2 separate regions of the Homo sapiens genome follow, and region 1 is linked to region 2. Evidence: read pairs that join two places in POLR2A ChIA-PET (ENCODE). Cell type or tissue: OCI-LY7. All regions are shown on one strand.

What was found. ChIA-PET counts read pairs that join two places held together with the same protein. Peaks named below come from ENCODE experiments on the same cell type or tissue, not always from the same donor. Only the 100,000 strongest peaks of a DNase experiment are listed, where the experiment ranks them.
Region 1: POLR2A ChIA-PET joins it to region 2 with 12 read pairs; 25 of 35 experiments call an interaction of 5 or more read pairs at or near these places.

Annotation. Positions count from the first base shown.
Region 1 is chr4:77,071,213-77,073,712 of GRCh38, forward strand. All of the region lies in intron 1 of CCNI (cyclin I), which reads right to left. Among named protein-coding and RNA genes, the nearest start is that of CCNI, 3.5 kb to the right of the region's middle. RefSeq lists an enhancer at 1,274-1,343. In OCI-LY7, no CTCF peak of the experiment used is centred here; a DNase peak (open chromatin) is centred at 1,349; H3K4me3 peaks cover 2,388 bases.
Region 2 is chr4:77,160,007-77,162,506 of GRCh38, forward strand. CCNG2 (cyclin G2) reads left to right here. Exons shown (of 8, transcript NM_004354.3): 4 at 715-965; 5 at 1,474-1,552; 6 at 1,643-1,741. Among named protein-coding and RNA genes, the nearest start is that of CCNG2, 4.0 kb to the left of the region's middle. In OCI-LY7, no CTCF peak of the experiment used is centred here; no DNase peak of the experiment used is centred here; H3K4me3 peaks cover 146 bases.

The DNA.
Region 1 (2,500 bases), 89 kb before region 2:
TATGACTTTCAAATATTTATATTGTAATAACTTTTTTTAAAACAAAGGTATCTGGTCAAAGAAGAGTCACAGGGGAAATTAGATAATACTTTGAGATGAGTGAAAATGAAGATATACCAAAACTTACCAGATACAATTAAAGCAGTGCTTAGAAATAAATTAATACCTGAAAATGCCTCTACTAAAAAAGGATATCTCAAATCAAGAGCCTAATCTTCCACCTTAAGGTAATGGAAAAAGAAGAGTAAACTGTTCCTAAAGCAAGACAGAAGCAAGGAAATACTAAATATTAGAATGGAAATTAATGAAGTAGAGAATACAAAAACAGCAGTGAAAAGTCAATGAAACCAGAAGCTGATTGTTTGAAAAGATCAAAATGGACAAACCTTTAGCCAGCTAGACTGACCACGAAAATACAGAGGACAAATTACTAAAATCAAGACTAAAAAGAAGACACTACCTACCTTACAGAAATAAAAAGAATTATAAAGGAATTTATGAACAACTGTGTGCAACTAAATTGGCAATTTTAGATGAAATGGTCCAGTTCCCAGAAATACAAAATACCAAAACTTAGGAAGTAAAAAGCTGCACTGGTGAGATGATTCCAAAAAAACAAAAACAGAAAAAAAGAAAGAAAGAAAAAAGCTGAGTATTTGTAAAACCAAAGATTTAAACAGTTAATTTTTTTAAAGCACTGCCAAAGAAAAATCCATGCCCAGATGGCTTCACTGGTTAATTCTACCAACCATTTTCAGAAAAACTAATAGCAATCTTTACAAATTCTTCCCAACTTATTCGTTGAAGCCAGTTATTACCCTGCTACCAAAACCAGACAGACATCACTAGAAAACTACAGATTAGTATTTCTTCTGAATATAAATGCAAAATTTCTCAACAAAATACTAGCAAACTGAATCCAGCAATATTAAAAAAAGGATTATATACCATAACCAAGTGGGATTTGTTCCAGGAATGCAAGCTTGTTTTAAGATTCAGAAATCAACGCAATACATTATCAATAGTAAAAAAAAGAATCACTCTTTGCTCACTCTAGAGAAAGCTAACAAAGAAAAAGTAAAACGAGGTAAAATTTCCTTAAACTTTTAAAAACAGGACAGAAGGCAGGGCATGGTGGCACCTGCTTGTGATCCCAGAACTTTGTGAGGCAGGAGAGGAGCACTTGAGGCCAGGAGTTTGAGACCAGCCTGGACAACAGAGCGAGATCCCTGTCTCCACCAAAAAAAAAAAAAAAAAAAAAAAAATTTAAACTAGCCAGGCATGATGTCACACACCTGCCTGTAGTCTCAGCTACTCAGGAGACTCAGGTGGGAGGATTACGTAAGCCCAGGAGCTTGAGGCTGCAGTCAGCTATGATTACAGCACCTCACTCCAGCCTGGGTAACAAAGTGAGACCCAATCTCTTAAAAAAAAAAAAAAAAAAAAAAAGAAAAGAAACGAAACTGCAATACCTGACCCTCAACTAGATCCTGTACTGGAAGGAGACAAATGGTGTAAAGGTCATTATTGGGTCAAATGAGATAATTGGGACGGTAGATTACACAAGTCAATGTATCAAATGCTAAATTTACCAAAATTGAAAATTTTGCTGTGATTCTGTAAGAGAATATTACTATTCTTGTGAAATATTTAGCAGTATAGGGTCATAATGTATGTTCCACATAAAAGAACAAAAGACAAGACTAGTAAGACATACTATGATACAGAAAGCATGGGCTTGGCTTTTCTTTTACTGACAGTGCACAAGCCTATTTTCTACGGGTAAAGCACATTTTGAGTTGAATTAATAAATTCCGCTAAGAAAATGCAAACATTTAAAATACAATTTTAGTTTTAACAGAACTATATAGTTATGTTTTGTTACTGTATGCCTATTGTTGGTTACATCCAACTTTGCATGCTTTTTTAGAAAAGCAAGAAATAACAAAAGACTATTTTAGTTGGCATATTCCACACACATCAAACTTTATGCCAGTTTCACATTTCTCCTCCCATCCTCTCAATTGCTGCCGCTTCTCCTTTCTCCACGGTTATCAAATAGCTTAATGTCTGAGGTAATAGTTTATAAAAGGCTTACTGTACAGCATAACTATTACAGATATACATACAGGGCCCCCTGCTCCTCTGAGGAAAAGTGCTGCACAGTGCTGGGTATACAATATAAACAACTTCACTAATATGTATTATTGTATTTGCTATCATCATCACACCAATTCCATTAATAATCCTGTACTAGTGCTGACTTCTGAATCTTAGTTCCTCTTCTGAAAGGAGGGATTAACGTGGCCATACAAGAAACTGAAGTTCTACTATTCCCTCCTTGACTTTATGCACTAGAAACAATGAATTAAAGGTATTTGCAATTCCAAGTGTATGCTCTTTCCCAATCTCCCTGGCTGTACAAGCACTGCTGTTTCAACTTGAAATGTCCTCTAGCTCATACTTCCCTTCCTAAAGTAGCCATCAGTCTGTAAGACTC
Region 2 (2,500 bases):
CTGGGTCAGTTCTCAGGGCACTGAAAAGAAAAGGGCCGCCATCTGTCCATGGCAGCTTTTACATATGTCCCACTCTGCACAACTCGTGATATTTCTCTTGGGCAAAATTACATTGAAATATGGAATGACTCTTAAAGATTTTTATGTAAAAAGATAAGTATAAAATATTTTAATATCCCAGTACATTTTTTTTTGGTGTTAAAAAGCTTAATTTATTTTGGGAGAGATTATATTATGAATTTCATAAGTCTGAAATACAAATTATACTTTAGTGCTAGGAATCTAGCTTTTGAACCTGCATGGAAATTTTTGTACCTGCATTTGAATTTACATAATTTAAAGGTTCAAAAAACTTTTTTTTTTTTTTTTAAATAGAGATGGAGGCTTGCTGTGTTGGCCAGAATAGTCTTGCTATGTTGGCCAGAGTGTTCTCAAACTCCTGGCCTCAAGCAGTCCTCCCACCTCAGCCTCCCAAAGTCCTGGGATTACAGGCATGAGCCACTGTTCCCTGCTGCCTTTTTTTTTGGGGGGGGGGGGAGGTCGAGAACGTCTAAAATGTGAAAATGTGTATAATTGTGGGTAAAGAGCCAGTACATATAAGAGAAACAACTTGATTGTGTTCTGTCTTAAGAATAGGAGCATCATTACAATATTCTAAGTATCTGCTAAGTCAAAGTGACAGTTGTTAAAAGAAGCCTCTTGTTTTTTTCTCAGGTGAAACCTAAACATTTGTCTTGCATTGGAGTCTGTTCTTTTTTGCTGGCTGCTAGAATAGTTGAAGAAGACTGCAATATTCCATCCACTCATGATGTGATCCGGATTAGTCAGTGTAAATGTACTGCTTCTGACATAAAACGGATGGAAAAAATAATTTCAGAAAAATTGCACTATGAATTGGAAGCTACTACTGCCTTAAACTTTTTGCACTTATACCATACTATTATACTTTGTCATACTTCAGAAAGGTCAGTGGGATTAAAGATACATTTTGTACTTTGAACATTGCTATAGCTAACAGTAAATAATTGGAATGGCAATGAAATTTATATTTTTACCTTCTTCAAACTTTCAACTTTGACTTTATTGGTAAATCTTTTTTTTTTTTTTTTTTTGGAGAAGGAATTTCGCTCTTGTTGCCCAGGCTGGAGTGCAATGGCGTGATCTCGGCTCACTGCAACCTCCACTTCCCGGGTTCAAGCGATTCTCCTGCGTCAGCCTCCCAAGTAGCTGGGATTACAGGCGTGCGCCACCACACCTGGCTAATTTTATATTTTTAGTAGAGACAGGGTTTTTCCATGTTGGTCAGGCTGGTCTCGAACTCCTGACCTTAGGTGATCCACCTGCTTCTGCCTTCCAAAGTGGTGGGATTACAGGCGTGAGACACCGCGTCTGGCCCTGGCAAATATTTAAAATCATTTAAAATCATTTAAATCTTTGGAAGTTTAATAAATCTTTGTTCTTTGCATTGTATAGGAAAGAAATACTGAGCCTTGATAAACTAGAAGCTCAGCTGAAAGCTTGCAACTGCCGACTCATCTTTTCAAAAGCAAAAGTAAGTCGATTCCTTGCTTATGTATATATCTCACAGTTTGTATTTTGAATTTTTAAAAAATATTTTTCTTTTTTTTCTTTTTTCTTACAGCCATCTGTATTAGCCTTGTGCCTTCTCAATTTGGAAGTGGAAACTTTGAAATCTGTTGAATTACTGGAAATTCTCTTGCTAGTTAAAAAACATTCCAAGGTAATTACAGTCATTATTCTTTAAGGCAAATTTTTTTCCTGATGTTTATTTTTTTCTGTGGTGACTTAAACATTAAGTAATACTTTATGGGACTCTTAACTTTTACACTTGTTTTTTTTCTTATATCTCTAGTGTTAAAGTTCTCAAAATGCAGCTTTGACCCAGACAGTATTAATCCGGAAGGGAACCTGGTCACTTAGCTCAGCTTCTTTCTGCATATAGGTGCCCCTTCTGTAGTAATCATGCCATATGATAGTACAGCTGTTACATTGCCACATATGCATTGTTCTGAAATGCATACTAGGTAGTAGACTCAGAACAAACACTAATGGGATAGGATGGGATCCCATCACACCTGTAGGACTGAACTGTCATCCCATTAGCAGCAGCATCAATTAACACCAGCAATGTTGATGTTTTAAACCCGAATGTCTTTTCAAATCCTTTAGGCCAGCTAAGTAAAAGTAAGTCTTACCATCACAAAGAGATATAAAACAAAAGCACAATACTTTTTCTTAAACTCTCAGTCTAGTTGGGGAAATGAGGAACTTAACATGAAGTGGTGTGTTCTGTCATTTGTTATTGTGTCTTGGTGCCAGGTAATAGTGAATATAGAGAGTACTTTGGGATTTTTTTTTTTTTTTTTTTTTTTTTTGAGACAGTCTTGCTCTGTTGCCCAAGCTAGAGTGCAGTGGCATGATCTTGGCTCACCGCAACCTCAGCCTCTCGGGTTCAAGTGATTCTCCTGCGTCAACCTCC